Regions from separate parts of the Mus musculus genome. Here region 2 is linked to region 1. Evidence: chromatin loops called from intact Hi-C (ENCODE). Cell type or tissue: heart. All regions are shown on one strand. Links, peaks and the distances in the headings refer to the core of each region. The heading gives the core; the rest is flanking DNA.

What was found. Hi-C counts contacts between places; a loop is a spot of excess contacts. Peaks named below come from ENCODE experiments on the same cell type or tissue, not always from the same donor. Only the 100,000 strongest peaks of a DNase experiment are listed, where the experiment ranks them.
Region 2: a loop joins it to region 1, with 4 times the contacts of the local background. A loop is called at or near these places in 9 of 42 quality-filtered maps.

What each region holds. Positions count from the first base shown.
Region 1 is chr16:56,061,672-56,067,051 of GRCm38, forward strand. It overlaps a transcript of Senp7 not described here. Among named protein-coding and RNA genes, the nearest start is that of Gm41462, 5.3 kb to the right of the region's middle. In heart, for the core only: a CTCF peak has its summit at 2,960 (motif pointing left); a DNase peak (open chromatin) is centred at 2,850; H3K4me3 peaks cover 389 bases; H3K27ac peaks cover 426 bases; H3K27me3 peaks cover 436 bases.
Region 2 is chr16:56,128,756-56,134,135 of GRCm38, forward strand. The region is part of intron 6 of Senp7 (SUMO1/sentrin specific peptidase 7); the gene reads left to right. Among named protein-coding and RNA genes, the nearest start is that of Senp7, 56 kb to the left of the region's middle. In heart, for the core only: a CTCF peak has its summit at 3,147 (motif pointing left); no DNase peak of the experiment used is centred there.

The sequences.
Region 1 (5,380 bases), core at 62-5,061:
AGCAATTGGCAAACACCTGGGTGGTCAAAGCAGGCGTGCTGAGACTCCAGAGAGCCGTCACCTTCACCTGGAGTGCACTGGCTTCTCCTTACTTTCAATGTTTCTGTCAGGGTGTGGAGTGAAGGAAGTATTGTAAACCTTCCACATTTTGGTCTTCCTAGCAAGACCTGCCTTCAAAAGAAACTATTTAGTCTGAGTCTGACCTGTTGGGGTTTTATCAGAGCTCAGCATGGGAGAAAGCAAACTCCCGGCTCCAGCCTCCTCAAGCTCTCCTGCCCCACGTAAGGTTAACAGTCTCCAGGCCTAGGCTCCTTCAAGTTCTCAATGGCCTCGATTTCCACTCAGAATCCATCGTTATCATAAGCACTAAGTCCTAATCCAAGTCTACCAGGCCCATTGGCCCACTCTCCTGTCTCTCTCATTAACTCCTGCACCCACGATCTGGTGCTAAGCTTTCTGTCAGGGCCATGCCCATCACCTGCTTGCCTCTCTCTAGCAACTTCCGGCCTCTTTGCTGTCAGCCTGTGTACAGGCTCTGAATTCAGATAATCTCTCCTCACTGTCCCCCAAGGACTAGATCAGTCTTACCTCAGATTCACAGAGTTTCAGTTCCTTATTTTCTGACTACTGTCATTAGATTAGAGTGATTTTCTTTGAGCATTCTCCAGGAGCGGGCGGCCCTTTGTGTCTCTCTTCTTTCCTTCCTTATTTTTTGGGGGTGGATTGAGACAGGGTCTCTCTACAGAGCCCTAGTAGTCCTGGAGCTTACTATATAGACAAGGCTGGCCTTGAACTCCCAGAGATTGCCTGCCTCTGCTCCCGAGTGCTGGGATTAAAGGCATGTGCCACCTCTCCAGCCCTTTTTCTTGCTTTAGCACTAATTATCAGTAGACACAGACATGTTTCATACACTTTCTTCCATTAGAATTTCCAATGGAACAGGGATAGGAACTTTGTTTCGTTCACCAATGTTCTATTTCTTGAAATAGTGGCGGCTGAATCACAGGTTCTCAAGTATTACTAGAATTTTATAATCTTTTGCAAAGGTGTAGTAAAGTGTAGAATACTTCTAAAGTTCTTTATATGTGTGAGAGAAAGATGCACAGAAAGCTTTTGAAAAAGAAGAGACTTCTTTTATAATTCAAAAGTTATTACATCTCAAAGATTTATGAACAATTTTTTTACATTTACCTATTTCTCTGCTTATGTGTGTGAGTGTGTGCATGTTTGTGCACATGGCTGCACTCATGCCATGGGGCACACTGGAGAGATCAGAAGGCAACTTCTGGGAAGTGTCTCTTGCCTCACCACGTGCTCCCTGGGACTGACCTCAGGTCGTCAGGATTGACCTTTGCCAGCTGGGCCATCTCGCCTGCTCGGATCCTGCATTTTTCTTAGAAAATATTAAATACCGTGTGACAGCTGTTAGAATCAAAGTGGAATCACTTTGGTCAAACCCTAAGCATTAGCTGTTACCCGTCTCATTGCTGTGATGAAATACCCAGGCGGAAACAATGTAAGGGAAGGAGCGGTTTATTCTGGTTCAGAGTTACAGGGAGGCTCAGTGCATTGTCACGGAGAAGGATTGCGGCAGCAGAAGGCTGGCTGATCACTGTGTATAGCAGTCAGGAGGCAGAGGGAGGTGAATGGGAAGGCTCTGCTGGTTTTCTCCTTTTTTAATTAAAAGATCGGTTTTCAGCCAGGCAGTGGTGGCACACGCCTTTAATCCCAGCACTTGGGAGGCAGAGGCAGGTGGATTTCTGAGTTCGAGGCCAGCCTGGTCTACAAAGTGAGTTCCAGGACAGCCAGGGCTATACAGAGAAACCCTGTCTCCAAAAAACAAAACAAAACAAAAATCAGTTTTCATTTAGGTCCATTTGTGTATGTGTGTATGCCTCTTTCTGTGTGTGTGTGTGTTAAACTGCTAGGCCATATCTGTAGACCCAGTAATTTTTTTGTTAATATTAGTATGCTGATTTGGGGGGGGGGCATGCATGCCACAGTTTGAGTGCGGAGGTCAACGACTACTACCTGTGGGAGTTGTTTCTCAGCTTTTACCATCTGAGTCTCAGGAATTGAACTCAGGGCATCAGTCTTGGCAAGAGGTACCCTTTCCTGATTAGCTATCTTATAGGCCTGAGCCTTCTTTTTATTCAGACCAAGGTCAGGGAATGATGCCACACACGTGAAGGATGGGTTCTTCCTAATCAGTTAACCTAATCAAGCTAATTCCTTGAAGGCATGTCCAGACACTTGTCTCTGTTATGTGGCACTGTGTCCGCAGAGATATGAACAAACATACCTTCACACCAGATAGGGAACACACAACAGATGAAAATTCAGATATCACCAAAGTCCGACTTGGTGAACCAATGAGTTTTGTTGGTATTACGTAAAGGAATACTGGTGATAGGGCTGGCGAGATGGCTCAGCCGGTAAGAGCCCTAACTGCTCTTCTGAAGGTCCTGAGTTCAAATCCCAGCAACCACATGGTGGCTCACAACCACCCATAATGAGACCTGATGCCCTCTTCTGGCACATCTGAAGACAGCTACAGTGTACTTATGTATAATAATAAATAAATCCTTTAAAAAAAAAAAAAAGGAATATTGGTGAGAAGAGATGACTCAAAGACAGCTGCATCTCCACAACCCAGCCAAGACAGCTCTTGAAAACTGAAAACTTGGAGCTCACTACACAGCTCAGGTAGCTCATAGGTTGGAATGTCCTTTCCAGAGCGCTCCGTTGGTCTCACCAGCCAAAGAATTGTCTCTCTCTTGCACACACACACACACACGCACACACGCACGCACGCACGCACGCACGCACGCACGCGCGCGCGCGGTTAAAACAAAACGAAACAGAACAAAACATCAGCCAACCAAAACCAGGACAGATTACAACTAGGAGTCTATATTGAAAGATATCTAATTGCACCACCTAGTGGAAGCACAAGTAACATACGCCAAAGCCTCTATGAGCCTAGCTTTAATAGCTGCTTGGGAGTGGGCTTAAGGCAGTCTTCGGGAGGTGTTTGCTTGTTTGACATGGGTTCTCATGCACTTGGTCTAGCCTCAAGCTTGCTGTGTGGATGAGGATGGCCGTGTGCTTCTCACTGTCCACCCCCACTCTCCAAGTGGTGGACTTACAGACAAGTGCACAATGATCAGTCAGGGTCCAGACCTGCTGGTTCTAGGTTCCTGGCCCCTTAGCCACAGGATGAAATAGGGCTTAGACAGTTTTCAAAATAGCAAGAATACTTAAAAGGTATAAAACAGTTCTGAATATGTTGCCAGAGAGTAGTGGACCACATGAAGGAAGATACTTAAGGATCTGGATTAAATATATATCTTTTACATTGTTTAATGTGTGTGTGTGTGTGTGTGTTATGCATATCTTCAACCATATATAATCATTAAGGACATATACACACACTGTAAAAATCAGAGAAAAGGGCTGGAGAGATGGCTCAGTGGTCCTGAGTTCAAATCCCAGCAGCTATATGGTGGCTCACAACCATCTGTAATGAGATCTGATGCCCTCTTCTGGTGTGTCTGAAGGCAGCTACTTACATATAATAAATAAATCTTTGGGCTGGAGTGAGCAGGGCCGGAGCGAGCAGAGGTCCTGAGTTCAATTCCCAGCAACCACATGATGGCTCACAACCATCTGTACAGCTACAGCTACAGTGAATTCATATACATGAAAGAAAGAAAGAAAGGAAGGAAGGAAGGAAGGAAGGGAGAGAGAGAGAGAGAGAGAGAGAGAGAGAGAGAGAGAGAGAGAGAGAGAGAGAGAGAAAGAAAGAAAGAAGGAAAGAAGGAAAGAAAGGAAGAAAGAAAGAGAGAAAGGGGGGGCTGGTGAGATGGCTCAGTGGGTAAGAGCACCCGACTGCTCTTCCAAAGGTCCAGAGTTCAAATTCCAGCAACCACATGGTGGCTCACAACCATCTGTAACAAGATCTGACTCCCTCTTCTGGAGTGTCTGAAGACAGCTACAGTGTACTTACATATAATAAATAAATAAATCTTAAAAAAAAAAGAAAGAAAGAGAGAAAGGAAAAGAGAAAGAAGAAAAAAATCAGAAAAAAAGCTTTCAGAAATCAGTTCTCTCTTGCACTGTTTGGTCTGGGGGATGGAGCTCAAATTGTCAGGCTTGGTGACTTCTTTTAATCCAGTTTAAGTGTGGGACCGTGAAAGATAGCCTGGTCCCTTTTGAGCTAAGGCTTGAAACCCCAGAAACCCTGAAGGGACGGTAGGCTCTTCACCTGTTCCTGGGCACCAGCGCTGTCACTAGAGCAGTCTCCCATAGATTTGTGGCCATCAGTCACATAAGGCCCCAAGCATCCTCCATGTAGAGGATGTGACCTGTGGTCATGTAGGCTCAAGACAGATCTCCGTTTTAATGAGGTACTTAATGGCCTGGTGGGCTTAGTCAATAAGCTTTCCTTCCCAGACACTACTCCCTGCAAAAGGTATTTAACCTCAGGCCTGCCCTGAGAAGTATGGTTTTACTCATCCACTTAACCACAAGCCTTAAAACTGCCTCTTTTCATCGGGATCCACGGGGAGCCATGGAGAAAGCTTTTGCCTATAGAGCCGCCTTAGAAGGCCTCTTTGTGCTCCCAGCCATGGTCACCACCTAGCCAAGCCAAAGTCGAGGCTGCTACCCACAGAGCCAAAGACTATCCCTGGGACCAGCTGGAGCTCTCCCCACACCTCCCCACCCCCGACCCCAGGCTAGATCCAGCCCTCGTGCCTCAAATCCATTCTCAGCTCTTCCGAGGCAGCATCTCAGTGTCTGAAAGCCTAAGAACCAGATAGCCTCGACCTCCTTGCAGGCCTGGGGACCCCTAAGCCAGCTCCAGCGGTCCTGCATCTCAGACAGTGCTTCCCCAACCCCAAAGCAGAGAGGTGTCCTACAGCCCAACACTGGCCCAGCGACAGCGTAGGGTAAGAGCAGTCAACTCTCGAGTGATTTCTGTCTCCCCATGAGGCCATGCTTTGTGGCAGAGTGGATGCAGAACCCATATAACCCTACATTTAAGAAATGGAGTTTGGTTACTAGAGCATACTTTGGGTTATTCTATATTTTATTTTTTGTTCCATTTTATTTATTTTGTCCATGTGTATAGTATGTGTATGAGTTTGAGCATGTTACCACAGCACCATTTCCCTGTCCACAGAGCCATCTTGATGGCCCGCATCTCTATTTTGACTGAAAGATTATGTAACTATTTCACAGATGCACATTTCTCATAAGGCATTTGATTTTAATCACGTGCACACCCAATTATCCGTGCAGTGTAAGATAGCAATGAAGCTGGTGATGCTGGTGCATGCCTTAAATCACAGCACTCAGGAGGCAGAGACAGGTGGAT
Region 2 (5,380 bases), core at 120-5,119, 67 kb after region 1:
TTTTTTTTTTTTCCATTTTCTTTTTTCTTCTTCTTGGTTTTCTGCGACAGGGTTTCTCTGTGTAGCCCTGGCTGTCCTGGAACTCACTTTGTAGACCAGGCTGGCCTTGAATTCAGAAATTCGCCTACCTCTGCCTCCCAAATGCTGGAATTACAGGACAACCCTTATAAAGGCAAACATTTAATTTTGGCTGGCTTACGGTTTCAGAGATAAAGTCCATTATCATCATGGCAGAAAGTATGGCAGCCTGCAGGCAGACATGGTGCTGGAGAAGGAGCTGAGGGTTCTACATCTTGGTCTGAAAGCAGCCAGAAGACTCTCTTCAGCAAGCTGCTGGGAGGTGGCTCTCTTCTGCATGGCCTCTGGTGGTAACAGGGGCAGGGGACATCGACACAGACCCTGGCTGTGATAGGACCATGGACCCAGCCATGGCAACAGCATGGGCCCAGATGTCCCAGTGGCCTTAGGTGGCAGTGCAGGCCACTCAGCACAGACCACAGACATGTGCTTGGCTTTTGGTGGTAACGCCAGGCACAGGTTTCAACACAGACCTCTCATGCAGCAGACCCAGACACGGTCCTTTCCTAGAACCTCTCCATGGCCTCCTCATATCCGCCTGTTCCTTACCACCATCAAGTCCCCAGTTTCATCTTTATCTATAGTATATGAACCTCTCTGCTTCATTCTCTCCCATCTTCCCACTGTGTACACCAGCTTTCCCAATTTTTCCATCACATATTTGCCCATAATAATGTGGCACTTGGAGCAAGCTCTTGCATGTCTTTCTTCTGGCTGGGGTGGCCACTTGGGTGTTTTTCTTCTGGCTGTTCCAGGATGGCCTGGCTTGAGTGGGCATTTGGGTGAATTTCTTCCACCCTCCTCAGGCCATAGGGACCAGGGTGGGCATCTTTCTTTGGGCTACCCCAGGCCAGTGGGAATCAAATGGGCTGACTTCTAGATTTATTTATTTATTTGTTTATTTATTTTTTTGTAGTGGTGGTCCCTGAGAGCTCTAGGGGTACTGGGTGGTTCATATTGTTATTCCTCCTATGGGGCTGCAAACCTCTTCAGTTCCTTGGGTCCTTTCTGGAGGACCAATGGGGACCCTGTGCTCAGTCCAGTGGTTGGCTGAGAGCATCTGCCTCTGGATTTGTCAGGTACTGGTAGAGCCTCTCAGGAGACAGCTATATCAGGCTCCTGTCAGCAAGCACTTGTTGGCATCCACAATAGTGTCTGGGTTTGGTGGTTGTATATGGGATGGCTCCCCAGGTGGGGCAGTCTCTGGATGGCCTTTCCTTCAGTCTCTGCTCCATACTTTGTCTCTGTATCTCCTCCCATGGGTATTTTTGTTCCCTCTTCTAAGAAGGATCAAAGCATCCATACTTTGGTCCTCCTTCTTCTAGAGCTTCTGTGGTCTGTGAATTGTGACTTCTAGATTTTTAAACATTCATCTGCTAAATACTAGTCAAATGTATTTTCATCTTTAAGTCTGTAGAATTTAGAGCTTTCATTTCAGTGACAATTTGTTCTGGTCTTCATGTCCCCAGCTCCCCAACTGTCTTCTTCAAGCTTATATTTTTCACTGTAAATATTATACTTAAAGTTACCCTTTTAAAGGTGTATAACAAATTTCTTAACATTTTTAACAAGTGTTATCTTTAAAATTTTTTTTTATTTCTTACAAGCTTCTGAAATCTTCATATCTAATTTATGATGCATCAAAGATAATTTATGTATTAGGTTTCTGTTCTACTCCTTTCTGTTTTTGTGACAATATTTTGGCAAAAAGCTACTTATAGGAAAATGTTTTACTTTAGCTCATAATTCCAGGTTATAATCTGTCACTGTGGGTAAGTCACAATGACAGGAGCTTGAAGCAGCTTATTACACTGTATCCACAGCCAAGACCAGAGAGAAGTAAATGCATGTATGTTCATATGTGTATGTTCATGCGTGTATGTTCATACGTGTATGTTCATGCGTGCTTGCTTGTGTTCAGAAACAGAAGCATGTTCATGCATAGCTCAGGATTTCCTGCCCGTGTGTCAGTGCCTAAAGCAGTGAATGGAGTTAAGACCATCCGCCACAGACATGCTTCCAGGCTAACCCAGAGTAGACTGTTCTCCACTGAGACACTGTTCCCACGGGATTCTAGCTTATGTCAGGTTCATAGTTAAAGCTAGCTAGCACAGTCTTTAAAAAAAATTCCCTTCTTTAAAAAAAAAATGTCAATGGTGGGCTTGAGAGGAGGTTCAGTGTTTAGACAGCAGCTTCTCTTGTAGAGCGCCTGGGTTCTGTTCCTAGCACCCACATGATGGCTCACAGCCATCTGTAACTCCAGTTTCTAGGGGTCAGATGCCCTCTCCTGACCTTTGTGAACACTGGGCACTCAACTGGCACACATACATACATGCAGGCAGAACGTTCAGACGCATAAAATTAAAAAAAATAGCTAAAAAATAATCTAAAAGATTTTCAGTATTATTCAGACAGTAGATTGAATATATAATTAGAGATTTAAGAAATGCATTTATTATATTATTTTATGTGTTTTTTCCCCTACTCTAGTAGAGTGAAAGCATCTTGCTTAAGGAAAGGTTTTGTGCCATATTTATCTTTATATTCACTCTTAACTTAATGCATTTGAATTTTATACAACTAGGTTAATGTCTATGACATTGAACCTTGAGCTTAATTTTTCTGAACTGTAAAAAGTCAATTAATTTTGGAAATACTACTTTACAAAAATGTTTACATTGTCATTGAAAAATTTCCATCCTATCTTTATACACATGGAACTTTTGCCTGTATATATATATGTCTGTACTCCATGTGCGGTGTCCTTGCAGCTGAGAAGAGAGTGTTGGATTCCCTGGAACAGGAATTACAGTTGGTTGTGAGCTGCTATGTGGATACTAGGAATCAAACCCTGTTCTTCTGGAAGAACATCTCCCAGCCTCATTGAATTGTCTTTTAAATATCACGTGAAAATTTTTCTGCATATAAAAATCATATAGGGCTGGTGAGATGGCGGTTAATAACACTGGCTGTTCTTCTAGATTTCCGAAGTTCAATTTCCAGCAACCACATGATGCCTCACCATTTATAAAGGGATCTGTTGCCCCCTTCTGGCATGTAGGTGTACATGCAGACAGAGCACTCCTACATTTAAATAAATATATAAATTAAAAAATATGTGAAATAAACAAGTGTTCTAATGTAAGCATGTTTTGTTGAAATTTATGATGATGTTTTCCTATAGGATATAAATTACAGTGGGCTAGATTCATGTAATTAAGGAAATAGTTCTTGTGAGAGGTGTAGGAAGCTATCTGTTGTAATCTGCGCTTTTCAGGCTTTACTCCAAAGAGGAATAATAAGTGTAAGTATGACATTTTTGCTTCTTTCCAGGATCTCTTCAGTGAAAACTCTCTCTTCAAGTTCCTTAAAATTTGTTGTGAAGTTTCTGGGTAGCTTTGATGTGTTCTCTGAAAATCAGTTCTTCTGTTGTCAAATGTCTTTAGTTCTTATATTTGGAATAAACATAAATGTAGCTAGATCTGAATTCAGCTTTCATCCGTATTGCTGACACACTGAGTTACCCTGGCAAGTTCGTTGTATCTTTTAAACAGGGATAAGAATATATGTCTCTTTGGATTGATGTGTAGATTTAAGTAAAAACCATAATCCAGTGCTTGATAATAAATAGTAACATTTTTTTCTTATTGCTGGTAATAAAACAAATTCTGTTAAATATTATTGCTGTAGTTGATGCTTCTGAAGGTGTCTGTCCTGGAATACGAGAATGACCTGAGACCACTGTTGCCAACAGCACTGTGGCAAAGCGTTTGTCAGAGTTTGGTCAGCCTCACCGTTAGTTTAAGGAGTTCAGAGCTCCTCCGAGGAAACAGTAGTTCTCTCTTTTCTTAAAATGGGTCATTTTGAAAGGAGAATTCAGAATAGTTAGTGGAAATATGTAGACTCATAACTCTACCATCACTTTAGTAGATACATCACAATATAACTGAAATATAAGATGAACACAGAATAGATTTGACATCTGTTGTAACCATCCTTACCCACTTCAAAAGCAGAATGGATATATAGAAATTATTTAGAGCTTCTCAGAGACAGACTGTCTGTTAATTATTGCTATTATTATTATTCTGTTATTTCAAAGAATGTGGTAACATGCCAATCCTTATTATACATAACACCAAGTACAAACTCTGACAGTAGATCAATGCGGCTTGTAACCATAGAAACTTGTTTCCTCTGAAAAACTTTACACTTATGCACTTAATACGAGCAAATATTATGTGAAGAATAAAAATCTCTGTGTTAGCCTTATTCTACCAAGAGATGTTACTACTCCCTGTTACAGATAATCAGAATAGAATTATTTGGGAAGGAAAGTTTTAATTTACATCAGAAATCAAGAGTTGATAGAAAATACCAGTGTTGAATAGAAAATTTAAATTACTTACTTCAGGTAGAATATTTGCTTATTCAACATGGCAATTTTCATTATCTTAACATATAAACCTTAATTATTATACTTTAATCATGAAATAATTTTAAACTAAGGCCTATTTTAGATACTCATTGTTCTTTCCTTTTAATTGTTTTAATTTTTTTTGATAATTTCATATGTGAGTACTGTATTTACAACAATTCTGTGCCCATCCCCATCTCTTTTTCCCCATTTCCTCTCATATTCATGACCTCTTCCTCTTTAATTATTGTTTCATTTATATACATGTATATACAGACATGTATATATAAAAGCAACTTGCTGAGTCCATTAGCGTTTCTTTTATGTTATATGTTTAGGGCTGGTGATATGGGATTGCGTAACTGGCTGGAGCTCATCCCTGGAAAATGCTAAACCTTTCTCTCAGCAGCCATTTCTTGTAGCTTGGCTAGGAAAGGACTGTGTGAGATTTTCCCTATCCACCTTAGCATTGGGCAGCCATATTGCTGAGATTTCACAGGTGCCCCTTACACAGCCTTTCTTTGCCCTCTTGTGTGATGTTCCTTGAGCCTTAGGTGTAGGTTGTGATGTAGATTCATCACTCCTTGCTTTGTTCTCTGTTATTTCCAACAGTTTTGCCTTTCTGTAATGGACTCTTACCTGCTGCAAAAAGATTTACATTTATGTGTGGGTATTAGGATAAATTCTTAGAATGCAGTTAGAATTTATTCTGGTTTAGGAAAGTGGTAAGAGCAGATTCTCCTCCAGGGTCCATCACCTCAGCAGTCCCAGGCCATTTTTTAGGTTTATAGTAGTGGGTGTGAATTTCCTCCTATTGAGTGAATCTTAAGCCTAGTGAAGTGGCTGTTGTTTACTCTCAAGATATGAGTGCCACTATTGCACCTT